Linked DNA regions of Homo sapiens: region 2 is linked to region 1. A link is a loop called in an ENCODE intact Hi-C map of the cell type or tissue named here. Cell type or tissue: Calu3. All regions are shown on one strand. Each heading gives the region's core, and the rest is flanking DNA. Links, peaks and the distances in the headings are about the cores only.

The links. A loop is a pair of places that touch in the nucleus more often than their neighbours do. Peaks named below come from ENCODE experiments on the same cell type or tissue, not always from the same donor. Only the 100,000 strongest peaks of a DNase experiment are listed, where the experiment ranks them.
Region 2: it touches region 1 in a loop (4-fold over the local background); 3 of 110 quality-filtered maps call a loop at or near these places.

Annotation. Positions count from the first base shown.
Region 1 is chr3:157,314,533-157,331,037 of GRCh38, reverse strand. It overlaps VEPH1 (ventricular zone expressed PH domain containing 1), which reads left to right. Exons shown (of 14, transcript NM_001167912.2): 10 at 13,837-13,976. LOC101928236 (a long non-coding RNA gene) reads right to left here. Exons shown (of 10, transcript XR_007096141.1): 6 at 15,052-15,227; 7 at 1-1,842. Among named protein-coding and RNA genes, the nearest start is that of PTX3, 110 kb to the left of the region's middle. In Calu3, for the core only: no CTCF peak of the experiment used is centred there; DNase peaks (open chromatin) are centred at 11,997 and 12,097.
Region 2 is chr3:157,255,000-157,271,504 of GRCh38, reverse strand. VEPH1 (ventricular zone expressed PH domain containing 1) reads left to right here. Exons shown (of 14, transcript NM_001167912.2): 13 at 5,843-5,979; 14 at 10,135-11,763. The coding sequence ends at 10,371. The region is part of intron 3 of LOC101928236 (a long non-coding RNA gene); the gene reads right to left. Among named protein-coding and RNA genes, the nearest start is that of CCNL1, 100 kb to the right of the region's middle. RefSeq lists an enhancer at 15,237-15,768. In Calu3, for the core only: no CTCF peak of the experiment used is centred there; a DNase peak (open chromatin) is centred at 8,284.

The DNA.
Region 1 (16,505 bases), core at 8,275-16,274:
CAGGATATCCATGCACAGGGCCAATCTCCGGATAGGAGAGCACTAGCAGCAGCTAGGTAGGATTCAGAGGTGGCTTCTATTCCAACAAAAGGATGGGGTGGGTCCCACCAGGATAGAAGAATGAGGACCCATAGCTTACTGTTTATGTATCTCCATCTTTGTTTATTCCCAACCCAGACTATTTCCAGCCTGTTAACATAGTGGCCTCGGAACCTCAGTTAACCACCAGGCCTGCCTCCCTTGGTTCTGGATGTGGCTGGGGCAAAACCTGCCATGGGAAGGAGATTGCTGCTCTTGATAGGTGGCGAGGGCTGGCATAAGCAAGACAAGGCTCCATGATCCCTACAGCTGGAGCACGTGGTCTTTTTAGGCTCCTTACTGAAACTTAGTGCTTGAGCTACCCCTTGCCTTTTTGCCATCGAAATCCTGAGAAAGACCCTTCATTGTTTATCCCATTTGCTGCTACTTCTATCAACCCAGAAGTCCAGTCCAGGACTCAATAATAATGAAGTGTTTTATGATACAGTTTTTTCATACAGAACAATCCCAGTTACTATGTGGCTGCTCAGATGGTTGCGTGTTCATGAATGTGGAAGGCCCTCTCCTGGGGGCAACAGCTCAACAGCTTTCTGCTAAGAGATTTCCTTTGAGCAATAAGCTATCATACAGTGCAGATGGGTTTTAAGTATTTCAACTATTTTCAAGCAGGCCCTGGGTCATAAATGCCTTCATCTTGACTTTCTAATTTCCAGATTCCCTTTCACAAGAGAGGGTTCTCAGTGAAGCAGAAAAATTGACTATAGAGGTCTTGCTAATCTCAAAACACTTTATTTAATTTCAAAGTGAAGTTGTTATGATGTAAAGAATAGGGAAAATTGAACTGTGAGCTTCTTCATGCTTTTAAGAGTTTGGGATCTAAAGACTTGAAAGAAAAGAAGAGCTTTCTGAGTTGATTCCATTGCAATCCTGTCTATTAAAAGAGAGACCACCACTCAAAGTCCATTCCAGCTCTGGGACATAAGATTTTGAACTGACACCTAACATCAGAATTCCTCCACAAGGCAAATTTCTGAGCTTCTAGAGGTTCTGGGGACAATAAGACACTCCTACAGCCTCTGTTGAATTAATGTTGCCTTCTCATCCCGAAGTTCATGCTACCCTGTGGACCACTGGGAAATAGTCAGTTGAGGCAGAGGTAATTCAACTCTATTAAATTTTTACTTTAGTTTTTCGATGGATCTTTCTGTTTCCTTCAATAGGACAAAATATATAACCAGCTGTTTCCAATTTACTGCTAGAAGGTTGAGTTTCTGGAAGCTGAATAACATTACTAGTCATTATTTTATGACTTTTCATCTGAGCAGCAGTAAGAAAGTGAAAGTAAAACTAATTAATCAGAAATAGTAAAAAAAAAAAGGCAACTCTGTTTAATATTAATTATGATGATTGATGTCATCATCATTGGATTTTAGGTCACATAAAAATGAAATAAGTTATACATGAAGACAACTTGAAAGAAGCAATAAATGAAACTAAGATTTCAAAGATATATTGACCTCTATCATGTAAAGCATGAATTTATAGAAAAATAATTTTATGATTATGACATTTGCTTTTACTGTAGATGTTCTGGTTTCCATGGCTAACCTGACAGAGGCAATTTATTTCCTTGAGTTGTTCTTCGATTCCTGTTGCCTTCAGTTCAGGTGGTTCCCACTGGAAAACAGTAATATCTTGAGCTGGGATTTGATGGGTCAATCACTTGGGCTTCTCTCAAGAGAGGTTTGGGCATGGATGGGAATGTGCCACATAACTCATTCAGTTATACGATAAAGATAAAAACTGCAATAAATACCAAAAGCAAATTATCAACAAGTCTCTACATACAGAATAAATGAAAGTGATATATAATTTATAAGATTTAAATCATTAAAAATAAATGGGTATAAATTAAATCCCTCTTCGACTTAAAAGGGGGGACTAATAATTGCTGCTTCATCTAAGCATAACCTATGTAAGCTGCAGAGTATAACGGGCACTAGAGTCAAACAGTCTAGATTTGTCTGGACTGCCAGTTGCTAGCCATGTGACCTTAGATAAATTACTTGACATCTTTGAGCCTCAGATTCTTCCACAAAACTGGAAGTGTCTACTTCATTGGCATGAGTATTAAATGGCAATACACACATAAAACTCTTAGAACATTGCCCAGTACTTAAAAACTAATCAATTAATGTTAGCTTTTTTTATCTTCCTGCCACGAAGCTTTGAATAGAGCAAAATATCAAGCCTTTCCTGAGCTTCCTGGTGGCATTCCTGCAACATTTCTGTGCTTCTGAGCCTCAAAACGACATGTACATCAAAAGTCTCACTTGCACATATCTTAACAGTCCTAGGACTTTGGAGACGCTCAGAGAGCAAGTGATGGTTTCATGCATTGTTATGAGGTTTTCTTTCTTGCTGGACCTTCTACTTGTGCCCTGTCCCCAGAGAAATTTATTCTCATTGTATAGAATGGGATTTTGGCTTACACATCATTATTAGCTGTGTAGTAAGTTCATTTTAAAATAAGCAATTAGGTGAACATTTCAGGACACTGAGCAACCTAGATGCCAAGGGTCATTATGCAGTCTCTTTCCTCTAATTAAAATAGCATTACAGCAACATTCAAACATTTCCACCTGGCCTAGGGATCCTTTTTTTTTCTTTTTCCATATACAATAGTAGCAGTAACAGTGATCATGATAATGAACATTATTAAACACATGCTCTGTGCCAAGCACATGTCTGTCTGAGAGCCTTACATGAATTAACTCTTTATGCTCACATAACTAACTCATTCCACTTTGTCCAGCACTTTCCTAGTGACAGCACTGGAAGACTTGCATTTCAGGAGCCACTCTAATCTCAGGCAAATCGGGATGGCCGGTCACCCTAAACAACACTTAGAAATAGGAGCTCTTATTAGTGTTCCCAATTGAGCCACAGAGAGGTTATGTAACTTGCCCAAAGACACACAGCTGGTAAATAGGAAAGTCTCGCTCCAGAATCTGTGTTCCTAACCACCACCTTGGAGAAGAATTGAACTTTGGATAAGGGATCAGAGAAGTTGGCTTTAGAGTGGCTTCTGAGAGGAAGGGCTCTTTGTTCCCTCTCTCAGGGCAGAAACATTGCTTGTGAGAGCATCCAAGGCTCTTCAACACCTGATTTGAATAGGTTAATGGGCAAGTCGTACTCTGTTCTTTAATAGTAACATAAAGCAGCAAGCAGGCACAAGTTTTTAACAGTTTTCATATAAGAAATTTGCAAGTCTATATGCACCAAGGGACACTACATACCACTGTGTGTTATTTGATTTCGCCCTCACATGCAAACCCTCAACGTCCTCCTACAGCTCACTCCCCATCCTCTACCCTTTGCTGTGTGACTCTTATAAGTGTTTCTAAAGTTCCCTGATTCTTTAGGACAAGATTTCTTTCTCCACCTGAGTCGTCTTCTTCACTGTACCATAGTTTTATTCTCCATGATTACTTTTTCACTTATTGTAATATTATAAAATTTATTTTATATTACAACTTAGATTTGCAGAGAAAATGTGCCATCATTATGTCTAGAGCTGATCAAGAGCAACCAACCACTGGGTAGTGAGGAAGAAAATTAAGAGTCCCTGCCTAAAGTTAATCCCAACTGCTCATTTGAATGGTACTTTAGGAGACAATCTTTCCTTTGGATAAAAATGTTCTTTCTCTCATCTCTCCTATGCTTATCTCCCTAAGGTGGCATCTGGGAGCATTAGGAAGTGGCTCCTGCTCCCTTGTGGTGGTGGAAAGCATTAATGTCCCTGGATAGGGGTGTGGTGTGTCTTCTTGCCTGAAGGATAATGGTTTTTTTTCACTCTACACATGGGCCGGTCCAGGGGTCTCCCTTGCCAATCTGACCTCATCTCAGTGCCCACTGGTGTGAGATGCCCCTCTTGAGTCCTGGCTTGGACAATTCTCTCTGCAGTCTACTGTGCAGAGCCACACCATACTCCTTGCCTCACTATGGTGAATTCTCTGAAATGCTGACCAGCAAGATCCTCAGCTACTACTGGCTCCACTCTACTCCATAACAGAGGAAAGAGTGACCATGAAAGCTGAACCTCAGAGATTCCTTTCTGTCTGGCTTCAGGAGCTGTGCTTTTAATTAAGTTGGCTACCCTGTGTTGGTGCTGAGGGCCACCTGGGAGTGAATCTTCAGCGGTGACCATTGCCCATGGTGTTACCATAATGTATCTAATATACTTCTCCTTCTCCAGGCCAAAGCCCAAATGTGAGGGAAGTCAGGACCCACTTCTGATGGCTTTACACTTCTCTGTCTCTCTCCTTCTCTCCATAATTTTCCTTGCCAGAACTAAAACCTGTTCTCTTTTACTTGTTCCATTCTATATTCTCCTACCTAACAACCATAGAACTGACCAAGCTGTCACCCTCTTCATACTACAGGTCCTACAATGTATATCCTCCATGTTCAGGAATGATAGGCTAAAGGGAGGTAAGGAAATTTAGAAAATTCCTTCTTGAGACAAAAGCCTCACTTGCAAGGCTATTATCTTGCTGCATAACCCAATTTTGGCAGTTAAAAAAATTAATTCCATTTTACTTTTTTGGTACTCCTATAACTGTTGAATATCTACTCTATCACCATTCCCACCATCACTCGACAGCCAGATAGGTGGAGACTTAACTGGATTCAGGCAAAGGCTATGTACTCAGAAGGCAAAAAAGAAAAACATATTTAAAATCATAAATGTTAGCCCTGTTACATGGTAATTAGTGAGACATCATTTAAATTGTTTGCTTAAATCCCAGGATACAAAAGTAGTGCTCAAAAATCACTTGCATTCCTATACACCAACAACAGGCAAGCCAAGAGCCAAATCATGAATGAACTCCCATTCACAATTACCACAAAAAGAATAAAATACCTAGGAATACAGCTAGCAAGGGAAGTGAAGGACCTCTTCAAGGAGAACTACAAACTGCTGCTCAAAGAAATCGGAGATGACACAAAGAAATGGAAAAACATTCCATGGTCATGGATAGGAAAAATCAATATCATGAAAATGGCCATATTGTCCAAAATAATTTATAGATTCAATGCTATTCCCATTAAACTACCATTGACATTCTTCACAGAATTAGAAAAAACTATTTTAAAATTCACCTGGAACCAAAGAAGAGCCTGAATAGCCAAGACAATTCTAAGTAAAACGAATAAAGCTGGAGGCACCCAATTTCAAACTATACTACAAGGCTACAGTAACCCAAACAGCATGGTACTTGTACAAGAACAGACATACAGACCAACAGAACAGAATAAAGAACCCAGAAATAAGACTGCACACCTATAACCATCTGGTCTTTGACAAACCTGACAAAAATAAGCAATGGGGAAAGGATTCCCTATTCAATAAATGGTGCTGGGAGAACTGGCTGGCCATATGACGAAAATTGAAACTGGACCCCTTCCTTACACCTTATACAAAAATCAACTCAAGATGGATTAAAGACTTAAATGAAAAACCCAAAACTATCAAAACCCGAGAAGAAAATCTAGGCAGGACCATTCAGGACATAGGCACAGGCAAAGATTTCATGGCAAAGATGCAAAAAGCAATTGCAACAAAAGCAAAAATTCACAAATGAGATCTAATTAAACTAAAGAGCTTCTGCACAGTAAAAGAAACTATCATCACAGTGAACAGATGATCTACAGAATGGGAGAAAATTTTTGCAATCTATCCATCTGACAAAGACCTAATATTCAGCCTCTACAAAGAACTTAAACAAATTTACAAGAAAAAAAAACAAACAACTCCATTAAAAAGTGGGCAAAGGACATGAACAGCCACTTCTCAAAAGAAGACATACATGCAGCCAACAAACATGAAAAAAAGCTCAATGTCACTGATCATTAGAGAAGTGCACATCAAAACCGCAGTTAGATACCATCTCACACAAGTCAGAATGGCTATTATTAGAAAGTCAATAAAACAACAGATCCTGATGAGGTTGTGGAGAAAAGGGAATGCTTTTACACTGTTGGTGGGAGTGTAAATTAATTCACCCATTGTGGAAGACAGTGTGGCAATTCCTCAAAGACCTAGAGGCAGAAATACCATATGACCCAACAAACCCATTACTGGGTATATGCCCAAAGGAATATAAATAATTCTATTAAAAATATACATGCACGTGTATGTTCATTGCAGCGCTATTCACAATAGCAAAGACAGAATCAACCTAAATGCCCATCAGTGACAGACTAGACAAAGAAAATTTGGTACATATACACCATGGAACACTATGTGGCCATAAAAAAAAAAAAACAAGATCATGTCTTTTGCAGGGACATGGATGGAGCTGGAGGCCATTACCCTCAGCAAACTAATGCAGGAACAGGAAACCAAACACCACATGTTCTCACGTATAAAAAGGAGCTGAATTATGAGAACACATAGAGGGAAGCAACACATACTGAGGCCTGTTGGAGGGTGGGGAGGAGGAGAGAGAGCATCAGGAAGAATAGTTAGTGGATGCTGGGCTTAATACTTAGGTGATGGGATGACCTCTGCAGCAAACCACCATGCCACATGTAACAAATCTGCACATCCTGCACATGTACCCCTGAACTTAAAAATATGGGCACAGTGGTTCATGCCTGTAATCCCAGAACTTTGGGAGGCTGAGGTGGGCGGATCACCTGAGGTCAGGAGTTCAAGACCAGCCTGGCCAACATGGTGAAACCCCATCTCTACTAAAACTACAAAAAAATTAGCCAGGCATGGTGGCGCATGCCTGTAATCCCAGCTACTCAGGGAGTGCTGAGACAGGAGAATCCTTGAACCTGGGAGGTGGAGGTTGCAGTGAGCTCAGATTGCACCACTGTACTCCAGCCTGGGCAACAGAGTGAGATTCTGTCTCAAAAAATACAGATAAATAAATTGCCTGCTTTAACAAATAGCACTTTTTCATTGTATATTTTTAAATTATGTAAGTAATACATAAATATAAACTGATAAGGAGAGAATTAAAATAATACAGAAGTATATGAAGTAAAATGTGCATGCTCCTCACCCCACTCCCACTTCTCAATATGAAAGTAATCACTGTCGATGGTTGATCTATAACTTTACAGACCTTTTCTTATGCTTTTATATATGTTTTCACATAACAATACAAAATTTTTATTTTTTTCCTCAAAATCAGGGTCAAAGCATAGGTCTTTGTACACCTATGGCTTGTATATTTCTGAATATATAATTACCAAATTTGTGTTATTAAAGTAATCACTTGCAAAAGAATTGTTTTATTCTCTGGATAAGTCAAAACAAAAGCATCCAACATGCCCATTTGACAACTGGCTGGATTTTTGCCACAATGGGGAAATGAGCATAGTACTTTTGCTCTGGGTAGGGACGTCCCACACATATGCATGTGATATAGCCAGGGGCCCACCAGCTGCTGTAAAGGGAACACATATTTCTCAACTAATACTGTTGTAAATAGAACTTAGTAAACACTAGGCAAGTCCTCTTTTCCATTACCTACGTGTCCTAGATTCTCAACAAATGAGAGATTTGGCAGTTTTTCCTTCAGTGCAGGTCAGTTCAACAACTCACACTTCTGAACACCTTCTACAGAACCGAGCTCTGAAAACATCAAATGATTAAAGCAGTGTCCACTCATGAATAATTATTTGATGTAATTTCAAACAGTTATTTCAAATTCATTATTATTTTTGAGAATCTAATTTTGTTTTTACCTTAAAATATCTTTTCTTCTATTTACTCCATCAAAGTTATGAAATAATTGCTGTTCTATTCAAAACTTCTAAACTTTAACTTGGAGGTGAGGAGGAATAGAGTTTTAGTCTAAAATACTAATATATTTTACAAATCACATGGAATCAAAGTTTTACAAGTGGTCCACACTGGCTTGTGATGCCTTCTTCCATTTTTTTCAGTCAAAAGCAATGGTATTTTAAAGTAATGAGTTTGTTCTGCACTTTTTCCCCAAATTGGAACTTATGGTTGACTTCAAAAACATACTTTATTTTACCTACTTTTGGAAAGCTCTCATCAGACAAATTACCAGTTCCATTTTCTTCTACTTTTTTTTCCTGTCCAATTTAGGACATTCATACAATTAAATGACAGTATTATTTATTCATTGCGTCAATGTTTTGAATTTTTTGTCTTTGAAATACAATAAAGAAGAATTAAATGGAAAATGAAGGAAATTGCTTCAAGGGTTCCTGTCACGCTAGTGTCAAGTAGGCAGAAGAAAACTCCTCCTGTTGTCATCTAGCTTGTCGTGAGTGCCAAGTGCAAGCCCTCATAGCCCTGAGCAAATGTCCAGCCCTGCTCTGGACAGCCCTCACAGACACATTTCTTCACAGGCCTCTGTAGGCCATTAGTAAATTGTAGAATTTCAGAGATAAAAATTTCATTTCTAATACGAAATTTCCTCAAAAAATCTAAACATAGAATTACCATATGATCCAACAATGCCACTTCTTTGTATATACCAAAAAGAATTTAAATCAGAGCCTCAAAGAGATATTTCCATACTCATGTTCATAGTAGCATTATTCACAGTAGCCAAAAGGTATGAACAGCCCAAATGTCCATCAACAGAAAAATGAGTAAACAAACCATGGCATATACATACAATGGAAAATAATTCAGCTTTAATAAAGAAATGAAATTCTGACCCATGCTACCATGTGTATGAACATTGAAGATATTATGCTAAGTGAAATAAGCCAGAACAAAAGAACAACTATTATATGATTCTACTTGTATGAGGTACCTAGAGTAGTCAAATTCATAAAGACAGAAAATAGAGTGGCTGGTTGCCAGGGGCTCAGGGGAGAGGAAGATGGGGAGTTACGGTTTAATGGGTATAGGGTTTCAACTAGGAAGGATGGAAGAGTTCTGGAGATGGATGGTGGTGATGTTTGCACAACAATGTGAATGTATTTAATGCCAGCGAATTGTGCACCTAAAAATGGTTTAAATTTTAAACCATATTATCCATAAAGTGGTAAATTATATAAAACGTAAAACATAAATTATATGTTTTATATAATTTACCACAATAAAAAATCATTACCCTCATGGAGCTCACAATCTAGGAGAGAAAGTTAATAAGCAAATTAAAATGTAAAAATCATTTAAGTAGATGAGCTTTTTTTGTTTGTTTGTTTGTTTGTTTCATTCTGGATCAGCTTTTGGTCTGCTCCCACTTTAAAGATAAGAAACTCAAGGACAGAGAGGAAAAGAAACACAATCTACCCATAAAACTCTGTCCGAATCCTCAGCCAATGCTCTTTCTATTGAATTATACTTCTTTTTGAGGTACTTCTATTACCTCTGTTTTATCTGAGCCATTCACTCATGTACTAGAAAGAGAATAGGCTCTGGCATCTGGGTTCAAATTTCAGCTCAGCTGCTTCCTGGAAGTTTGATCTTGAGATTTCCTCTTCAGTAAGATGGAGATAACAAAGCCTGCTTCATAAAGATGAAATGTAATTGGTTACACTTACATCTGGGTACAAAGTAAGGAGTCAGTGAAAATTAGTTCCTTTCCTAAATCTCTCAAAATGGCTTCTCTGAGTTTGTTGTTTATTTATAAGCTATGTTCAGTGTGTAAATACTTATAGTCTGGCAGTTTCAGCAAACATATTCATGTGTTTGAGCTTTTATAAATCATTGTAGAAATACAGTTTCTACAATGCTCAGTTGAACACCCTGGGAAATAAGCCAGATACATTTATCTGACCTTTATTTCACTGGGAGGGAAATTTCAAAGGATAAGTTTTGTAAAGAATTCAAAATGAGACCTAATTTATTCTTTTTTTCCAAAACATAAAGCCAATTCTTTGATATTTCTACTAGCTATTAAAAAATCAAAGCCATATTCCATTTTTAATCTTAAGACACTTATCTCTAAACCAAAAAATATATATATATAATGGCATAGGTTATGAGTGGCCACCTGAGAAATAGGTTATAAGTGTCTAGTCTCCCAAGAAGAACGATGTGTTTCTCAGATACTGTCTAGTGAATGCCTTGCAGGAATAACGGCATATAAATGGCATCGTGGAGGAGGAGTGGCAGAAGAAACAAAGAATTCCAAAATGATTCTTAAAGATTTTGACTCAAAGAAGACCAAATATTCTTGTATTTTTGTATCATGTCTTTAAATTTATTTATCTGTGTAATATATTTGGTATTTTAACACATAACACATTATATTGTATAATTACTTATGTTCATGTTAACTTTAGTCTTTATAAAGACCAAACCAAATCCTTTGATTATTAGAAAAAGAAGCCACATTCCAATAAAAATAAAGAAACTACTCTCAGATTTGGTTGAATATGGAAAGCATTCTATATTTAAGACAGCATGACTTCTCTCTTCAACATTTAGTCTAGAAAAATGAATAATCCTTTTGGCATCAATTATACAATTATATAAGTAATATTTCAATGACTGAGATAAACTAAACATACTATCTGGAATTACCTTAAACATTTATGTTTATGTGATTGCTTTCAGGGTTCTCTACACCTAAAGTGCTTGTTTCTCTCACACTTTAAGTTCAAAATCTTGATCATTTTTCAAAGTATACCTCAAATATCTCCTTCTCCATGAAGCCTCCCCTTGTTCCCCAGTCAGAATGAGTTGCTTATTTCTGTGAGCAGTCATTATTATGTGTCCCTCCATTATCTCATAAACTTAAAACAACTTATAACCATTGTTGTAAGTTCAGATGTTTCTCCCATTTGGCTGCAAGCTTCTTAAGAGCAGGACCATCATCATGGCCCCTATTGCTCTCAACACATATCTGACACTCATCCATTCATTCATTCATCCAACAACAATTTATTGCATTCCTGCTGTTTGATACTATGGAATAAACAGGAGGGAAATACAGGAAAAATTAACAACTAAGTCTTAATGTCATGGGGAGAATTTTGCAAGCCAAGAAAGCTCTGAAAAAAATAAGGATAAAAATATTGGTACAGACCAGATGTACTGAAAGCATTCACAGAAGCCTTATATCACAGAACTGATGTATTTTTATAGCCAGTGTATATGCTTCTAAGTTAAGAATCTCTCTCTTATACTACTTTGACCATTTTATGTGATCTGAGACTCCTGTGGGTTGTGTATAAAAAGCTGGTAGGCTCAGAGTGAGTGAAATAAATCTAATCAATGTTTATTTTCAAAAGAAAACATGAATTGGCAGTAAAAATTTAGAGGGAGGAAAAAGACAGAAACTATTTTTTCATGATAAAGGCCTAAAGTCCAACTTACAACTCTCAAGCTAACTACATGAATTCTTGGAAAAGAAAACTTGTTTCCTTTTGAAACTTTCCATTAAAACAAAACATATTGCTATCTCAATATATATGTTACACTTAGATTTATTTCAAATACCATTTTTTGTATGTGCTCTTGAGATAATAGGTTTCCTATTTCTTTACCATAAATTAAATTCAATTTTTCCGAGCATATGTGCCAACTTAAAAAAAGTATATCATTGTCAAACAATTTCTGATAGGGCAATTTTAAGTTGATATTATGCTCCATTCTATTCTCCCAGGTCTTTCTCAGTGCCAGACCTCCTGGTCTTGTCCACTGAGGCTTCAAGCACTCTTTACATCTCATGATTCATTCGCCCACAGAATACAGACATGATTTCTGATTTTATACAAGAACACTGTATGTTCAACTTAAATCTTTTTAATTTCCTGAAACAATTACCTTCACAAAAACTAGTCCTCTTCTGTACCAATGTTTCAGAATCACAGAAAGCTATTAATTATTAACATTTCTGTATATATCTCTAACTTGCCCTGTCACATTATTGTTTGGTTTCCAAGACCTTCTCCTCTAATCTCTCATTGGCCGCTCTAAGATTTTTCAAACTTTTCCTGAAAGCCTGTCACTTCCTTCATACCTGACCTCTGATAGAGCACAGACAAGTCTTCCTCCCCCATTCTCTAGAGAATTCAACAACACTCTGTCTTAGGTGGGGACTGACTCTGTCGCCCGTACTAGGATCCTTATCAGCTTTTATTATTTTGTTTGTTTGCTTTTAGAGACGTGGTCTCACTATATTGCCCAAGATGGCCTTGAACTCCTGGGCTCAGGGATTCTCCCACTCCTGCCTCCCAAGTAGCTAGTATTAACAGGTGTGTGCCACTGTGCCTGGCTTTTCTCATCGACTTTCAACTAACTCTAGTCCATTTCCATTGTAAGAGTAGGGCATACTGGATCACTGAATCTATTAATTTTCTTTCTTTCTTTCTTTCCTTTTCTTTCATTCTTTCTTTCTTTCTTTCTTTTTTTTTTTGTTTTGTTTTGTTTTTTTGGGACGGAGTATTTCTCTGTTGCCCAGGCTAGAGTGCAGTGGCATGATCTCACCTCACTGCAGACTCCACCTCCTGGGCTCAAGCCCACCTCCTGCTCTGCCCCCCAAGTAGCTGGGTCTATAGGCAGATGCCACCATGCCCAGCTAATTTTTGTATTTTTTGTAGAGAAGGGGTTTCACCATGTTGTCCGGGCTGGTTTCAAACCCCTGAGATGAGGCAATCCGCCCACCTTGGCTTCTCAAAGAGCTGGGATTACAGGCATGAGCCACCATGCCTGGCCTCTATTAATTTTCAAAACATTTCACTTAAAATGTCAGATTAATTCTGAAACAAAAAATACCCCATTAACTATCAGTATGACTCTACAGATTAAAAAAATCCCCAGTATAGTAGCGCCTAAAACATTCCAACATGGTATCAGCCCTGCTGAGTTCCAATCCTGGCTCTGCCACAGATTGAGCAGGCTTGAGCCATTTTTTCTGGATCTCTGAGCATCATTCATCATTCATCTCTCCAGACATTAGTCATCTATTAATATTTATCTCATGTGCCAAGGTTATAAGAGGGAACAACACAGTCACAGTGGTTCACTAGACTGGCTTTCTAATGTGCTGTTACCTCATCTTTATAACAGAAATAATACCCATCTTGTAGGGTAAAATTAAATGAAGTCAAACACATAACACATGTGGAAGTCAATTAATTATAATGTTTATTATCCAGTACTTAACACAGTGCCTAGCCCATAGAATCTCAACCCATATTTGCTTCATTCATTCATTTATTCATTATTTCTTTCTCTACACATGGTGCCTCACCACCTCTACACCACTCACCCACTACTTCCTTGTCCCTAAAGGATAATCTCATTAAGACTCCCAGCTGAAATCCTTCAAGGCGAGATGACCTTTTCAAACCCGACCAGTACAGTTCACAGGAAGCTACACCTCAGCCAGAGTTATTTTGGAAGCTATCTCTGAGGCCCCTGCACAACCAAGAGAACAGCATCCATGGTTCATGGCAAGTCATTTACTACCCAGAAAATGCCTGGGTTTTCTTAATCCATTTGTTTATTTTTCCCAGGTTATCACTTCAAGGTATCCCATCAGATGAAAATGATATAGTATCTCCCATTTTATTGGTGAGAGGGTTTTCCCCCCATGGGAGTTGCTGAGTCTTCAAACATTGTTAATTAAAACAATAATAATAATAATTTAAAATCTTTATTTAAATCTACTTTCCATGAAATGGATCCCCTCTCAAATATATAGTTGTTTGTAGTTATTAGCTCACAGTTTGAAAACTGAAGGATATTTTATAAAGGCATTTGTGTGTTGAAGTATCAATATAAAGTGTAACTCTGGAAAGACCATAACGTTTAACGCTATATGTATTTGTTTCTAGACACTGTGAGAAGTTGTGTAGCAAAGTTGTTCTTCACCTGCTCCCTGAAGGGTCATTACTGCCTATACAGTAAGTCCAGTTTTATTCTCATCAGCCAAGAACCTCAGCCATGGATCCAGATCATGTTTCTATTTCAGCAGGTTTGTATAATTTGTGTTCATCAGGCTCTTTAATGAGCTTCTGGGATATGGGCTTATAATCATTTTTATTGAATTATTCTTTGGCCAGAGTTGATATGTAGATAACAGCAATACATACATATTTCATTAATAACTTTAACCTCGGTTTTTTATATTTTAGGATAGTTTCCTTATAAAAGAAGGAATTATTAATCAGTTAGCCAAACATATTAATGTCTTAAATATCCTTAGCTTTAAAAAAGAAGAATGAAAGGGAAGATATCTTTGGTTAAACAACAGCAAAAACAGCGTATTTGGGAGAATAGCTTCCCTTATGTAGTTCTAGCCTTGATTTGTCTAGTCTTCCAATCTCCAGTTAATGTTAGTGTCAGTATATCCTTTTTGACATTGTTAAGATACTGGAATGTCTCTTTTTTCTATAGAATATATGTACATAGGTGAAATTATGTAAAGAGCAACTTACAACTTGAGAATGAAGAATTTGATGCATAGATGTTAGCATCAAAAGAGATTCTTATTTGAAAATAGTTATCTCGGATGCACTAAACTTTCACATAAAATTTGAATGTAGATTATAAAATGTTAGTAATAGAAGGAATCTTAGGAATCATTTTTACAGATAAGAAAATGAAAGGGCAGAACTCAGATCGTCTGACCCCTGACCCAGTGATCTTTTTATTGTCACACATATGTTGAAAAATAATGTATTTTTATTTTTAAAATGCATTATTTTATGCAGCTAGAAGCAGGGAGGGTAAAGGCAGAAAAAACAAAATGCAAATGTTATAACACGGCTGAAAAGCCAAATGATATGACACTTTATTTACTTCTGTTAATAAAATATTTCCATAATATCTCCTATAAAAATCACCAAGAAGACAGTTGTATTTCATTATAAGATAAAGTCAAGCTTATTGGGAAATAATGAATTTTAATGCTGAATACATTATAATAATAAAGTAGAACTATAGCAATTAAGAAAAGAGACAGATTGGACATGCCTTAGGAATACTGTTTTTTTCTAAAGCGAGTCTTCTTAGGAACATTTAATAACATCTCATAGAGAACAACTCACATTTTGGTGTGAACCAAATTGTATGTGAATACAAAGAACAGCATTGACTGTCTTTCGTTTTCTTGAAATAACGACCTTATTTTTCTTCTATTTTGCTTATATTTTTCACTTAGTTTTCATCAGTGGTTTTATATTTGGTTTCATCTTTGGCTTTGTTCTAAACAGTTGTCAGTTTTCTGAAAAAAAAACAAGAAATCTTGATGGGTTTTTTTGCCCCTCAGTATTATTTTATTGATTTTGTCTGATTCTTTGTCTTTCTCTTTAAGCAAAATCACCAAAAAGTATCTGTGTATGCTATGTTTCTTCTGTGTTCATTTTACGGTAATGGTTTCTTTCTTTTTCCACACTTATGATATTGTGTCATTTTCTGCCTGAATTCTGGCTTTCGGGTAAATAAAAATCAAACTTTGACTTGATATTAATAATTACAACCTGACTACTCTTGTGCATTGGGCCAAATTCTTTCCGTTTTCTGTCAACTACATATATTTATAAAGTTCCCAAATTCACAGATTCCAGTCTAAATGCTCCTGTTTAGATTGATGATTCATTAAATCAGGTTCTGTTGTTTAAATGAAAAATTGGGTGCTTCATCAGTTTTTTATAATAATAATTTATCAGATGTATTCACATTATGGGTTATGTAATTTATCTATTGCTGGCTCTTAAACTTTTTAAATCTGTGGATCACTAACTTGAGCATTAAGATCCTCCATCTTTTCCCATTCAGTACTAGAAATAGTTTATTTTGATAATAATAAAATTTTTCTGGAATAGTATTTATTAATCTTCATTCACTAAATAGAAGCTTTGTACATACAAACCACTTAGTCTCATACACCAGTGCTTAGACAGTCATTGACATAAAAAGAACATATGATTTCATAAGCCAATCTCATTATTTTATTATACATTATACATAAAGGATCCTTTATATCACATTGTATGTAGGTAAATGGTATTTTATACCTTTATAGATGTTCTATACATTTTTTTAAAATTGTTCCTTTGAATTGAAAAGCTTCTTACATTTATAGGTATAACACTATCACATGTAAATGATTATTAGACACATCATTGATTAGTAAATATACAAACACAACTTAAAATCTTCCTTTGAAAAGTTTATTTTCATTGGCTTGAATGAAATATATGTAAATGTGATTTTCTTTATGTTCACATTCTTACTGATCAACATTTAGAGAAATTATCTTAAAGTTTTAAGAATATTCATCTATTATACATTTTAGAATTAAAACTGTTTTTGTGTCCCCCACACACCCACTCATACTGTTCATATTTGATTAATTTCATAATGAACTTATTTAATTTCTATTCTTAATGATCTACTCTGTATAAATAGACTTGATTTTTGTACTCTATTTGAATTTTATTCTTTAATTCCCAGATCTTTGAGAAAATAAATATGAATATTTATATTAACCATGTTCCAG
Region 2 (16,505 bases), core at 4,059-12,058, 55 kb after region 1:
CCTTTCCTCTTCAGGCGGAGGAGTGTTAGGCCTGCATGGTTACTGGCCCCAGAGTACTATGGCGCTTTTCCTACGCCCTGCCCACATCTGAGTAAATAATCTAGTAACTCTATTAACTCTCCTCCACTGCTCAGTTTGAGATGCCATCTGTTTCCTGCCAAGACCCTGCCTGACACATCATTGATCCCATCTGGGGCCCATGAGGCTTCATGCTGGGCTAGCTGGACCCTCGCAGGCTCTAGGCCCTTTCTTAGTCCTTTCTAAAGGGGCTTCAGAAAAACTTTCCCATAAAGTCCAATATGACCTCTCTGTGACTGTTACTCAATCTCTTTCCTGGATCTTACACCTAGAAAGCCTTGAATTGACTTCTCCCTTCACCCCTCAGCCCATGAGGGGTGTTCGAGAGCACCTGCTTTACTTGTTTCTGAGTTTGCTGATTCTTCCGGCTTCTTCAGGTTCTTTTGTGTGTTTTCCCCCACACACCTACCTTGCTACCACTCTATCTGGAAAATCCTATCTGATCCTTTTCTGCACTCTATCTGGAAAATTCTCTCTTCTTCATGAGGGTCCCAGCTCTCATGTCACCTTGTCTCAACTAGAAGTGGAATTTCTGCTCTTCAAATGCTGTAACATGTGGCTTGTACTTCTCGGTGGCACTTGCCAAACCCTACACTGAGCAGTAGAATTTGTAAAATGCCATATCTTCCCTAGATGATAAATTAAAGCTCCCTGTGAGGGTGATTTTATGACCCCTCAGATCCAAATATAGTGCCTTACAGCTTATCTGTGCTCGAAAATACATACGGGGTGGGTGGATGATTGATAAATGAGCAGATGAATATTCTTTATTTTTTATTCTTCCTGCTGTGGGTCTTCTCAGCTCTGGGAGACCTGTTATTATTATACTTACTCATCAACTTCATGTTGAATAAGACCAACCCCTTCAAAATTCATTTTTTTAGCAACAAATATTTTTAACTTGGTGCAGAAAAGGGATAAAATTAACATATAAACATTTGTATTAGCATTCTGAAAAACTTTTAAGTTGACAAACACAGTAACAGTTTGGGTTCCAATTGCACTAGAAAATTCAGTTTAATAACCCATAGCTTTTATAGCCAGTTGATATTTTAAAAAATAAACAGATCCATGTTAGTAGAGAATGTCCTAGCCAAATTGTGGTGCTTTGTTTTTTGGTGTTTTGTTTTGTTTTGTTTTGCTTTTTTTTTTTAAGAGATGGCATTTCACTCTGTCACCCAGGCTGGAGTGCAGTGGCATGATCATAGCTCACTGCACACTTTGACCTCTGAGGCTCAAGCGATCCTCCCACCTCTGCACCCCTTCACCCCCGTGAGTACCTGGGACTACAGGTGCATGCCACCGTGCCCAGCTAATTATTTTATTTTATTTTTCTGTAGAGACAGGGTCTCGCTATGTTGCTCAGCCTGGTCACAAACTCCTGGTCTCAACTCCTGGCCTCAAATGATCCCTCTGTCTCGGCCTCCCAAAGCACTGGGATTACAGGCATGAGCCACCACACCTGGCCAAATTGTGGTGCTTTAAATGAAATAATGTGTTAATTGGAAAGTGAGAAAATGATTGAATATCCTCTATGTTCTACATGCAAACAATTTATTTTAGATGATACATGATCATACCCTCGTAGATCATTCCACATGTTATTTTTCAAATGGAATATGATGATCTTAGAAAAATAGTTTCTTGTTTTAGCTGTGAAGAGGCTGTGATAACATATCTGAATCACCTGCTTAAAAGGACGTACTATGGGCAATAGACCTTTAAAATGACACGTCCCCAGCCATGCATATGTTAGATGTAATAGCAAAAAAAAAAAAAAAAAACAACAAAAACAAAAACAAAAAACAAACAAACAAACAGTTTTTTAAGATACGGGATATAAAAATTTTGTTTTGTTTTTTGAAATTATTTTTAAATTAATCTCACAGCTCCAAATAGCCTGGCTTTTACTGACTTCTCTGAAACTGACTCTAACACCTAAATTTGGGGCCTCACATTCAGCTACTTTAAAGTTCTGCTAATGTTTCCTTTCTAAAACCATTTTCATTGATTTTTTTCCCCTAGGGCTGATTTTCACTGGGCTACGGTGAAAAGTCTTTGCTTCCCAGCTTGTCTCTGAAGTCCTTCATCCTTTGTTGTTAGTAAGCCTATCATTTGGTCTTGACTGTCTCATCATAGTTATTATATCCCATTCACCCATGTCTTTAAGGACTCCAACAATTTTGCCCAGTGTTCATTGTAAACTTTTGTCACACATTACTCTTCAAGTGAAACATTTGGATCTGCCTTGAGAAAAAATAAAGTAGTTAATCCTCTATGTCAGATCCAAAAGGATCCATGTACTTAAATATTACCTAAGTCAATCATTATTTCAAATCATCTCAGATATCATAACTATTTCAAATGTTTCTTTGAGTAAATATGAAAGACTGAGACAGGAAAAATGTATCACTATTAAATAGCATTACATTAAATCATCTTGTCATTAAAACCATGGTATCATCCTGAGCAACATGATGAAACCTTGTCTATACAAAAAAATATTAAAAAATTAGCCAAGTGTGGTGGTGTGCACCTGTGGTCCCAGCTACTCGGGAGGCTGAGGTGGGAGGATCACCTGAGCCTGGGAGGCAGAGGTTGCAGTGAGCCAAAATCTCACCACTGCACTCCAGCCTGGGTGACAGAGTGACACCCTGTCTTAGGAAAACAAAACAAAAAAACTGTAAAGTCAAGTCTTTCCTAGAAGTGGGGCTAGGGTGAGGGAGAAGCAGTGCCTTGTGCTTTGCTATTTACCTAGTGTCCTCACATAAATTTCTTTCTTTTGATTTTTGACCTCCCAGAATCCCAGGGGGCATTATTATTTTCTCTTGCTGATTAGAAAATTGTAATTTAGAGGATTCAAATCTAAATCTTCTAAGTTAATATTAAAAACCTTCAGATATTACAATTAGATTACCATTTTCTCTCACCTGAAAATATGAAAAATGGGTGCTTTTAAATTTTTTAAATTAATTTTGGCTTTGGTATTTTGTTTTTGTTGTTTGTTTTAACTTATTTTTCCCCTTTTTTCTCCTCTTGGATCACCTCTTGAAACCTTCTTTCCTCATCCCAGATAGTCTGCTGCACCCTTTGTGACTCAATGGTGTACTGTTAATAAACATTTACTGAGGCTCTAGCCCGGCAGGCACTGTGTTAAGGCTGTTCCTGATCTCAAGGAACGCATAACCCAGTGGGGAGACACAGTGCCCTAAGCACTTTAACTGAAGTCTCTGTAGATGTGGTTGCACAAAGGAAATCACCATGTTTATGGAAAATTTAAATTTGCAAAGATCATTACTAGCTTTAAGAATGCTCCACATCAGACAATTCCTATCAAAGCAAAGCAGAACTCTGAAATTATTTTCTTGATATTAATTGTAAGTTTATATTTCATGAGTTCCTGCTTTCTTTTGCCTCTGCTATGCTCAGTAGTAGCCTCCACCAGAGCTTCTCAGAAGATTGGGGGTCTTATCACTGAGGTGTCAGATCAAATGTCATCACCTCAAACATCCAAGCTCTTTCCTGACCACTGAAATGCATGCATGTACACCAAGCCCCCAAGTCACTTACTCCCTATTCTATATTCATCATAGTCCTTATCACTATCTTACAATATATTTGATATGTATTTTCAGTGTTTGTTTGTTTGTTTGGTTTTTGAGACGGAGTCTCACTCTGTTGCCCAGCCTGGAGTGCAGTGGCGTAATCTCAGCTCACTGCAACCTCCACCTGCCAGGCCCAAGCAATTCTCCTGCCTAGCTTCCCAAATAGCTGGGATTACACCCAGCTAATTTTTGTATTTTTGGTAGAGATGGGCTTTCGCCAAGTTGGCCAGGCTGGTCTCAAACTCCTGACCTCAGGAGATCCACCCACCTCGGCCTCCCAAAGTGCTGGGATTACAGGCATGAGCTGCTGCGCCTGGCCAGTTTTTAGCCTTAATTTGGAGTTGACAATGGAACAGCCAATTGAATAGTCATCCGGAAAAAAAAATAGCCTTAATAGTACTTTGTTTATGAAAACTCTACATTTCGGCTGGGCATGGTGGCTCACACCTGTAATCCCAGCACTTTGGGACGCCAGGGTGGATGGATCACCTGAGGCCAGGAGTTTGAGACCAGCCTGGCCAACATGGCAAAACCCTGTCTCTACTAAAAATACAAAAATTTAGCCGAGCGTGGTGGCGAATACCTGTAGTCTCAGCTACTCGGGAGACTGAGGCAGGGGAATCACTTGAGCCCGAGAGGTGGAGGTTGCAATGAGCTGAGATCGTGCCACTGCACTCCAGCCTCGGTGACAGAGTAAACTGTCAAAAAAAAAAAAAAAAGAAAAAAAAGAAAAAGAAAAGAAAAGAAAAGAAAACTATACATTTTATTATTTTTATCCTGAAAATGCTCTGTGAAAGTGGACAATCCTGTGAGGCAATTATTAGACCTATATTAGAAAAAAGAAATGGTAGTGTACAAAAGGCAGGTTGTGTTCATAGGGTCAAACAGGCACAGTCCAGAATTTTTCCAAACTGATGGAACAAATTTTATTACTTTCAAGGTGCTATGAAAATTGAAGATAAATATATATAAATAAACATTGTCCTACTACAGATGGAGCTTTCCATTGTCCCCTTCTGCTGAAATCAGATGCTTTCATCTGAATTTGAAGAGTGAATCTTATGTTGTTGGTAAAAGGAATAAAATTATTCAGTTCAGCGTCTAAACTCTGACATTGCAATGGATCTTCTAATTCTATGATCATTTGTAATCATGCACACTCTGCTTCAATGTAAAATTAGTCCATTCAGTCAACAAATATTTATAGACTTCCTACTATTTGCCAGGCACCATGTTAGATGCTTGGTGATTCAACAGAGAACAAAGCAAAGACCCTGCCCTTGTGGAGCTTTCAACTGAATGAGACAGAAAGATATTAATCAGATAAGCACTAATATCTATCTACAAATGATAATCCCTGATATATAAGAAACATGCCATGTGCCATGAGAACATATGGGGGAAAGCCACCCTCATCTGGATTTGGAGAGGGCTTTCCAAAGGAAGCAACATTTAAGTTGAAATGTGAAGTGATCAGTTGTTGACTAGGTGAAGATGGGAATACAGAGAGGGGAAAGAGAGTACATGTGTTCCAGAGAGTGAGACTAGCATGTACAAGAGTTGGGTAAGTTTGCCTTTGCTGCTTGGTGTTACCGCTTTAGGAACCATGTCTTTTGGAGTGCTGCATTGACTTTTGCTGCCAAATAGCTAAATATACTTGGGTTTATGATTATTTATAAAGCTATATTTCCAGCAGTTCATGTGTCATAAAGCATGGAAATTTGTTTTTTATTACCTAGTTACTGGCAAAATCAAAATGAAGCTTATGGCATACTAGATACTTTGTGCCAACATTTCAAACTGTTCCAAATTAATTTGGTTATTCCAACATTAGAAACAGAACACTATGAAACAAAGAAACCAAGCACAGAAAGCTAAATATCCAGATAAACTTTAAATACTGCTAACAGATGCTCTTTGTGTGAACCAATTTCTTTTGAAAATGGCAATGAGGGCTTTCAACAGTTTTCCATTGTCATATCTGAATTGTGCATTCTTTTAGGGACAAAGGAGGAAAGGTTAACCAAATTCATCATTTATTAGCCTACTTTCCAGGTGTGCTAACTGGGTTCTGGTACACTGTACAGTTCTGACTTTTGATCACCTACCTAGTAAATATTGGAAAATACATGGCATGATTATTCTGCTACCTTCAACAGTTGTAAATCAAGATGGCCAGCCTCTCATAGAAGGAAAACTTAAAGAGAAGCAAGTCAGATGGAAGTTCATCAAAAGGTGGAAAACACGCTATTTTACACTGGCTGGAAATCAACTTCTGTTTCAAAAAGGAAAGTCTGTAAGTTCCTCCATCATCTTTTACACTTGCATTTTTAAGGTTTTGATCTCCACCAATAGCTAAACGTTTTGTCTTGGGTTTAAACTCTAATAATTTTTCCATCTCCATTTCACCATCTTACAGCATTGTTTTATCACACATTTCTGTGTCTAGTCTGTTTATTCCTATGTTAGTTGATTCACTGTCCCCTTCCAGTTTATTATGGAAGCTTGTTTTAGTTGACTTTTTAGTTGAACTGCAGAGGGACTGCAAGTCTTGACTCAGACACCGTGCCCTTTGTTTCCTTGTGGACCACGTACACAAATTTATGACTTATGATATTGGCTCTGATTTTTTTATAGCTATAGTTTATATTTGGAAATGGGGGTCCAAAAAAGGAGGACATAGACAAGGAGGAAAGAATGAAGGCTGATTTACTTTAGGTACTTTTTATAGTCAACAAAGTTTAATTCTGATTAAAATATTACTGTCTTTCATCTATTTAATATTCAGTTAATGAATATAATAGAATTATGATCAAATTAATAAATATTTAATATAATTTTCCATTTGAATAGGATGTTCAGTAATTATTTGTATTGTGAATTTTCAGTGGGAAACCTCTGAAGTAGCATTCCATTGCAATCAATAATGCAAAGTTACCTTCTCTTCTTTTCAAATTGGTTTTATGTATCATTAAACTCTCCTGATTCAGGATCAAGAGGAATCAAATCTTGACCTACTTCTTGGCTATTTTAGAAAATAATCATAATGACTAGCATTTTTTCAGTGCCTACTATGCAACACCTTGGATTGCCTCAAACAATCCTCAAAACAATCCTATTAGGCCACCACTGCTATTATTGCCATTTCACAGATGAGGAAACTGAGTCAAAGAAACTGATTGGATTGTCCAAGGATAAAGCTAATAAGGTGAGAAAGGGTATAACTGGGGTCAAGATCAGGCAGTGTTACACCAAAGCATGTTCTTAAATGAGTTTACTGCTTCCCATGTATACTTAAAATACAGAGTCAGTGGTAAACTGTACTCACCAGGGATCTCCATAGAAATGGAACCAATAGGATATATAAAGACATATACGAGATTTACTATGGGAATTGGCTCATGAAATTATGGAGGGTGTGAAGTTCCATGATATGCTGTGTGCAAGCTGGAGAACCAGGAAAACTGGTGGTGTAATTCAGTCTGTGTCCTAAGGCCAGAAAATTAAGGGAGTCAATGATATAACTCCCAGTCCAAGGCCAAAGGCCTGAGAACCTGGGTATGGCAGTGAGCTGGGGGGAGGGATGTAAGTCCCAGAGTCTGAAGGCCCCAAAACCAGGAGCTCTGATATCCACAGGCAGGAGAGAATGCATGTCTCAGTGCAAGAAGAAAAAGCAAATTTATCTTTCCTCCAACTTGTTATTCTATCCAGGTCCCCAATAGATTGCATGATGCCCACCCACAATGGGGAGCATGGATCTTCTTCACTCAGTCCACTAATTCAAATGCCAGCCTCTTCCAGAAACACCTCACAGACACATGCGGAAATAATGCTTTCCCAGCTGTCTGGGTACCCATTAGCCCAGTCAAGTTGACACATAAATTAACCATCACATAAACCAAACTGTCTGAATTAATTAATGAAAAGTGGTAAATTAGTTAAAAATTATAATTCATTCTCGGCCATATGCACTATATCTTTAGAGTACTCATTATAAAATGTATTTGAACATTTTAATCAGTATGAATCAAGTATCGTGTATTCTGACCAGTGCTCTTTTAATTAATAAGACTTCTGTTAACTTTTTGAATGAAAAAGAATATTTTTTGTGATACCTACTGTGTAGTCATGCTACTTTCTTCATCTGTGTGTGTTATAACATATACAGATGGACTTTTCTGTAGCTGAACATCTTTTTGAAAGGGCAGTTCAATTTAGACAGCTATTGGAAACTTAAAGAAATTTTTTTAGCATAGGTTCACACTAAAGCATGTTTAAAGTGTTTAAAATGACTACCTGAATTTTCTGTTTTTATTCAAGAAATCAAGAATAGAAATGAAGACGTAGTAATTTTCCAGATCCCTTAAGACAAAGCAGAGTTAATCTATGAGAATGTTTTTCTGAACTCAAATAATGACCTTTATACTTTCTGATTCATGGCTTTTTTAATAAGGTTTAAAGAAAAAGCAATTTTATAATTAGGTAACTTGTTTGACATGTTTATCAGGAAATAATGGTCTGACATTCCATAACTCTGACAAAACTTGCGGCTCAAATAGTGGGAAATAATTTAATATAGCATGAAGGCCACAGCAAAATACCTCTAATCTCCAGGGAAACAATAACCTACCAGTGGTCAACAATCCTGCTGAAGCTTCAGGTCCTTGTAAAAGGGCCCCTTTTAAATGAAAGAAATGTGCATTTTAAAATTAGAGCTGAGGTTGAAAGACTCTAGTGGAAGACTCTAATCTTTCACTTTTGCATTTTTAAGACCTTGATCTCCACAAACTAGCTAGGCAATAGTGTCCTTTGACTTTCTATCTATTCCTGTCTCAGTTGATTCACTGTCCATCTTTAAATTACTATGGTAACTTTTTATTTTCGTATCAATCTCTGTACTATAGACTACTTCAAAGAAATGCAATTTTATTACTGTCAGATACTTACTGTAAACCAAATTAGGCTAACAAAGTATTGTCTAGTGTGTATGTCTTCAAACTTTATCCTGTGTACCCTAAAAGAATTTTGAAAAATCTATGTAATACCTTGCAGCATTTTAAGTTGCAGCAACACTTTTATCATAAGTTTAAACATTTGCCCGGACTGTAATTTCTGTTGAATTGTAAATATTGACATTTTAAAACAAAAGGATTACATCTCTCCATTAAATGTAACCATTGGATTAAAATACCATAGCAGTTTAACACCTAACACTATTTTTAATACATAAATTAACTCTTTTTTAAATAGAAGTGTTCACATTGTTTCTCTTTTTTTTTTTAAATCATGTTTCTGTTCTACCTCTATCACAGCATTTTATCCTGAATGGCATTTCATTTTTCACTGAGTAAAACTATATGTATAAATTGAAATTTAATTGTTTAAATTCCTTGTGACCATCCGTCTCCAAGTGTTATTTTTTCTGATTTAGTTATCTTTTTAAAAAGTTATATCCTTCATGAAAATCCATAAGTATAATGCCAAGCTTAATAATTATTAAACATTAAAAATTGAAATATTATTGAAAATGTATCTCATAATGAAATAGATGAGGAGTGATTACATTGCCTTGGCTGATGGATACTTCCCTGATGTCAATAGTTGGAATTGCTTTTTTGTTTGGTGCTTCTGAGATTTGTTTACATTGGACAAAACATCATAGAAAGTATGGGATGAGTGAAGAGGATGCTTTTTCATTGCAAAGTGAAAGGAGGGTGATTGCAACAGGAGAGGTGGGCAAGGAGAATTGGCAAGATTCTCAACCACAGGTACTTTCTCTAGTAGACAAAATGTATTCATGTGAAAGACCTGAAATTACTTCAAAGAAATATCTGGCCCCTTAAAATTATTCATCTTAGCCCAGTGTGATGACTTTGGTATTGTAGAGGTCCTTAAATTTTTGCTTTAATAAAAGGCAAATGTAACATCATTAAATATTTCTTCTCTTACTGTTTGTAGACAAAGCATGCTTCCAAAGCTGCAGAGAGTTTCAAAAACAGTTTGGTCTATGCAAACACTGGAAGCCTCTCTATTCAATTAAGGTTTGGCAAAATCTTTCTCAGAGGTAGCACAAAGGAAAATTCAATTTCATGCCTCCCAAACTACCTGAAGTTATAAGTTAATAGCACTCCAAATTGTACCGTTGCACCTTGCTCTATTAATATAACGTTAATAGAAAATGAAAGAACTCTGAATTTTTCCCAAATCCCACTTTATAATAATATCCTTTAAATTAATTATCTTGTGTCAACTTATGATACTCTAACAAAGGCCCAATTGCTCACTCCTTCAGTTATTCTAATGATTCTGAGGCCTTAGCACCCAAAATAACAAAGGTCTTGAGACATAAAAAGTGAAAGGATTCTGGCCCTCTTAGAAAGTTCTCCAGTAGCCAGAGATCCTTGCCTACAGTAACAGCCAGCCCATGTTCTTTTCTTCCCATGCCTTTCAGAAAGATGACCCTGACGACTGCCCAATAGAACTCAGCAAAGTACAGAGTGTGAAGGCTGTGGCCAAGAAACGCAGGGACCGCTCTCTCCCCCGGGCTTTCGAAATCTTCACAGACAATAAAACCTATGTCTTTAAGGCCAAGGATGAGAAGAATGCAGAAGAATGGCTCCAGTGCATCAACGTGGCAGTTGCCCAAGCCAAAGAAAGGGAAAGTAGAGAAGTAACCACATATCTGTAGGGATTTATAAGTCAGCCATGACAATTATACACCACAGGCATTGTATTATCATTGCCAATGTCAAGAAAAAGAGCTAAATTTACCAAGCCATGTTGTTTTTTACTAAATACCAATGGAATTGTTGTCCTTTAAGAAGAAGGGCCTAAAATGGCAGGATTCTTAGTAAATGTCATACTCTAACAGCTTTAGTATTGACTTCAGAATATATCTGATGCCCACAAAAATAAAATAAAATAAAAGGAGCTACAGAGTATGCCCTCAGATAGTGTGGGGCCAGGAAGGGAAAAGTCACTGATAAAAGAACTTCTGTAGATATGTCATTTAAAACTGTGAGAAAACAACATGAAAAGATGCCTGAACTCTCCATCCTGAGGAAAGATTAGCACTTCTGATGAAAATCACAGTCTGTCAAAGGTATTAAAAGAAAACTTTAAAAAAAAAAACCTTTAGAAACGTTGAACTAATGTACACTGAGAAAAACCATATAACTTACTTATAGACATATAATTACATGATCCTCTCTTACTACAACTGAGGCTAACACATGGTAAAATGGTTCCCAAATCAAGCCAGTTATGTCATTAAATACTTGTCTTTCAGAATTACTTATTTAATTATTCCATTTAAGTTCATATAATATAATCTACAGTTTAGATACTTGGACATATATCCTGCCCAAGGCACTAAGTGTAATATAGGAAAAGGATAGAAAGCCATTTTCTCTATCTTCAAAATAATGTGCCATCTCCGTTAAAATTAAGACTTTAAAGTTCTATAATTTTTTCTTTGTATTCAACTTTTTAATACCTCCAAATTACAAACATCTATTTTTTTCACTACATAGATATATAATTACACTATGATAGACAGAATTCTAGAGTGATTCTCAATAATCCATGCCTTGGTATAATCCTCTCCCCCATTGAGTGTGGGTGGGACATGTAACCTGCTTCTAACCAACAGAATATGGCAAAAGTGATGGGATCATCTCTCCCATATTATGTTATGTTATATAACAAAAGTGAAGAGAAGTTGCAGATATACATAAGGTTTCTAATCAGCTGACTTTGAGTTAATCAAAGAGATCCCCTGGGTGGGCCTGACCTAATCAGACTAGTCCTTTAAAAGAGAGTGAACCAGTCAGAGACTCTCTCTCCTATTAGCCTTAAATAAGCAAGCTGCCATGAGCTCTACGGCTGCAAGGAAATAAGTTTTGTGAACAACCATGTGATCTTGGAAGAAGCATCTGAACCTCAGATAAAAGCCCAGCCCCAGCCAACGCCTTGCTTGCAGCTTTGTGAAACTCTGAGCAGAGGACCCAGCTAAATCACGTTTGGACTCCTGACCCACAGAAACTTTCAGATAATAAATGTATGCTGTTTTAAATCTAAATTGTGGTGATTTGTTATGCAGTGTTAACTAATACAAAAGCTAAGTTGGGCTACATACAAGGGATAACTTTTTCCTTGAAATTTATTGATTATGTAGTCTAGTATAGAAACCTGGAGAAAGATTATGAATGGTCAACACCTTGACCCTCCTGCTAACTTACTAGGATAGGAAATATAAAAGGGGCCATGTTTGCGAAAGGAAACAATTCCATTTTAACAAGTAAAGTTTGAGGGTATTGTGAGTCACAGAATTTATTACACATTGGAAATAGAGTTCTGGAGGTCAAAATTCAGGATCACTGGATATATAGGTAGTCACCAAAGATGCAAAATTAGATGAAATTACCCAGAGAGAATAAGAAGACAAAAGAATTAATAAGGGTTCCTTGAGACACCAGCATTTAAGTAAAGGCAGCTGGTGTATCTGATTAGTGTTGAGAGATTATGTAGACCAGGAGAAACAATGTCACAAAAGCCAAATTAATAAGGATTTTTCAGGAAAAACAGGGCAACAATTTGAAATCCTGAAGAGTAATCACTTAAGATAAAGCCTGACTTCCACAATCAGGAAGCAATTGGTGTCATTGGGAAGAACAATTCCATTTGAGTGAGGGAGTAAACATCAAATTTTAGTAGGCTGAAGTGTCAATGGGAGGTTTGGACTTTAAAGCAATAATTGGACTATTCTTTCAACAAAATGGGGCTACGATGAAGGGGCTAAGATGGAGCAAGTGTTTTCTTGCTCTTTTTAAGATGAGTAAGAATTAAGGGAAAGATGAAGGAGTTAAAAATACAGAAAGAAAGAGGAAAAAAATGACTTTGCTTGAGTAAAGTTTCCAGAAGTGATAGGAAGGGATTAAAACTCCTTTATTCTGCAGCAATTAACTGAGCAGGTGCTAAGCAACAGTTGCCATGCTTGGCCTGGAGATACAAAGATAAAAGACACAGTTTTTCTCTTCAAGAAGTTTAAAGTTTAGTGGAAGAGACATATACGTACAACAGAAATATAAGTGCTACGCAGCAAGTGCCTTGATGAAGGTATGCACAGGGTCCTGTGGAAACACAAGAGAAGACACCATTGTAAGTGACTTTAAACTCAGAGTGGACTCCCTCACTGCTTCCCAGAGGTGATAGAAAATGAGCTAGTCTTAAAGAACTAGTAGGATTGCTGTGGACAAACAAGGAGCAAATGGTCAGTAGGGTGAACCACGCTACAAATGCAAAAGAGGGAGAAGGAACATGGTCCATTTGCAAAACGTAAGCTTTTCCCTAGGGTTGAAACATAAGGGGTGTATGGAAAATGGTTCAGAGTCATGCTGAAAAGGCCTGCAGGACCACAGGATTTAGGACTTGGTTCCATGCCAAGGGTCTAAACTTTTTCCTTAACATGATGAGGCATTAATTTGTGTGGCAGCAATAAAGATAAAAAAGAAAAAAAAATCACAAATAAGATGATGAAGCACCATTAAAAGGTTTTAAGCAGATTTGCATTTAGAAAGGTAATCTTAATAGTGGTATAGAGAATGGATTATAAGAATATCAAAAATTGTAGCAGGGAGACCATTTGGGAGGTTCTTCTAAGGTAGTGAGGACCTGGACTGATGTAGTACCAAAGGAAATAGAGATAAATGAACAGGCAGGAAAAATACTGATTTAGTTAAATGGACAGAACACTGGCGGATTGGATGGAGTTGGAGTATGGGAATGGAAAGGAAAGAGTTTCTGCTGATCCCTAGGTGCTTGCTTGGGAAACTTGGTAGATGATGATAATGATGATATTCACTGAAATAGAAAATTCAGAAGCAGCATTTTGAGAGATAAGCAGATGGTAAATTTAATTTTGATGTATACATTCAGGGAACAGATAGGGGACTAACCTTGCAGACAGACAACTCCTGTGAAGTTGGGCACGAAAAGGATGAGAATGAGTATAGTTGTAAATGATTCTCTAAATATTCTTTTAAAACTTACCGCCCCATACTTAAGAGTCAGTGAATAACTCTAGCTGTTTTAGTCAATTAGGAACAATTGGTAACAGACAAACACTGACAAAGTATTAGGTGACCTTGCATTAGCTATTAAAAATTTGAATGCCAACAGTGTGCTTAAACCTTTCACAGCAGAGAGCTCGTGGTAAAACAGTGGTTATGCTGAATGTTTGGCCTCAGAAAGAAGAGAATGGCCCCCTCAGCTCAATTTGTGGGGAAAGAATTATTTTTACTACTTGCTACAAAGTCCTTGTGATTTAATTAACTGGATGCCTCTAATCTACAACATAATTCTCAGTGCCTTTGAGCCAGATCTTAAAAAAAGTAAATGTGTGAAGTGTAAATAATGAACTTTTTGGTTTCATTCCATGATGCAATAATTCCAATGCAAGTAAATTCTCCTGGGTTCAGAATCACACTAGGAATCTCAGAATCATCAGCTTCCCGCGAATATTTCTGGCACTTCCACCCTGGTTGCTGGTGAGTTTACCACAGACCGGCCTTTCCCAAAAGGGCTGCCATTTCTTCCCGATCTAAGAAGAAACCACTTTCCTAAACATGCTTAAACCTTTAAAAATGTTGGTATGAATAAAATTATAATCATGGACCGAAATTGAAGTGGCTTTCATTTTAATTTAATTTTTATTCTTTTTCCCTCCCAGATAGCATTGGAAATATAAATGTTTATGTATGAGAAGCTTATCTAGCTACTTCTTGAGAACCTGGAGTTTGGTAAAAACAAATGTTCAATACTTTTCTAATACTGAGCTTTCTAGAAAATCCTTAGCTGGTGATGTCAAGGGGCATTTACTGGGTCATCTCCAACTCACCTACTTTCCATAGGTACCCACAGACCTGTTTGTGGTGATGACTTATTCTCAGACATAAATAAGGATTACATGTTTAAGGAAGCATTACCCACTTTAGGAAACAATTGTGAGATAAGGTGAGAGAATGTGAGCTGAATTCAAAGTGCATTGCAGACAAATAAATACCATGGTTTAAATGCCCTAATAAGGATTTCCAGTTCCCAAAATCTAAATTTTTAGAAGAGAAACCAAGAAAAAAACAAACTGTCATCTTGTTTCAGAATAGCACCAGAGTATAGATCCTTTGGAACAAATCCTTCCCAAAGATGCTCCTGAAAGACAAAGGGGTTGGAAAATCCAGAAGACGTCTACCAAGGTAGGGAAAGGGGCACAGGCTCTGGGCACGTGAAGAGTCAATCCCTCACTCTATCAAAACTAGATTACCAACCTGAGACAGTTATTCATCCTTCATCCCTGGTTTGGGGATAATATTATCCACAGAGTGGAATTGATGTGAGACACACATGTCGTGCAAAAGCACAAAACCTATAACCTTAACCAGCAGAGAACCTTTAACATAATAGGTGCTTGAAAAAGACACTCCAGTTTTTATGTACCATTAAGTAACTATGATACCATGTCTTAATGATAATTACATGTTGATGTCTTCCTTTTTAGGCAAAACATTCAGTGGTTGCTTTGCAAGACCATATGGAACTGTGGTCACTTCAATGTTGGCTCTTTCGTTCACTAATATCACACTTCATTCCACTCCTCTGCTTCTGTGCTTTTCTGTGTACATGATAACTTTTTGTTTCAAAGTCAAACCAAATTGTAACCTGTTTAAGACATAGTAAACAGCAATTAGCCCGTGTGCTGTCAACTATCCACATATCTGAATGGATGTGACAACACAAAGAGCTAAGATAGTATTTGCACATCAATAGGCAACAACAGAAACCCCATCACAGCCATTCCCACTGCATAGTGATTGTAAAACATGTACTAATTTCAGAGATATTTAAATGTGGGGGAAGAAAATGTAAAGCAGTTAGCAGAAGGAAGTATTAAGAGTTCCACACAGGTTTGTTTCACAGTAATCAAAACTGTATGTTAACATTTTTGTGAACAGTAGAGCATATTGCAAATGTAACAAATTTTAAAACATAATGATTAAAATGCCCCCAGTGCGCCCATCCTCAAAGGTGTGAGGTCAGCTTTGCCTATAGTTGCTTACCCTCTCTTTTGACAGGACTAAGGATGGCTGATGTCCACATACAAGCCATGTTTATGGTCTCTATATCCCCCTGCCTGTGCTCTCCTTTGTCCAAGTTTCCTTTCCTGAAAGGGAAGCTGGGTAAAGAATGGGCCAAGATAGCAGAGATGGAGGCAGGGGTGCACACGGTGTGTCTTTTTATTTTTTCACTTTCATTTTAAGTTCAGGGGTACAAGTACAGGTTCATTACATAGGTAAACTTGTGTCATCGGGGATTTGTAGTATAGATTATTTCATCATCCAGGTATTAAGCCTAGTACCCACTGGTTATTTTTCCTGATCCTCTCCTTCCTTCCACCCTCAACTCCCCGAAAGGCCCCAGTGTGTGTTGTTCCCCTCTATGTGTCCATGTCTTCTTATCATTTAGCTCCCACTTATAAAAGAGAACATGCAGTATTTGGTTTTCTGTTCCTGCAAAGCACATGATCTTGTTCCTTTTTGTGGCTGCATGATATTCCATGAACCACATTTTCTTTATCCAGTCTATCATTGCCCAAATGATGGGCATTTAGATTGATTCCATGACTTTGCTATTGTGAATAGTGCTGCAATGAACATACATGTGCATGCATCTTTGTAATAGAATGATTTATATTCCTCTGGGTATATACCCAGTAATGGGATTGCTGGGTCAAATGGTATTTCTGCCTCTAAGTCTTTGAGGAGTCAT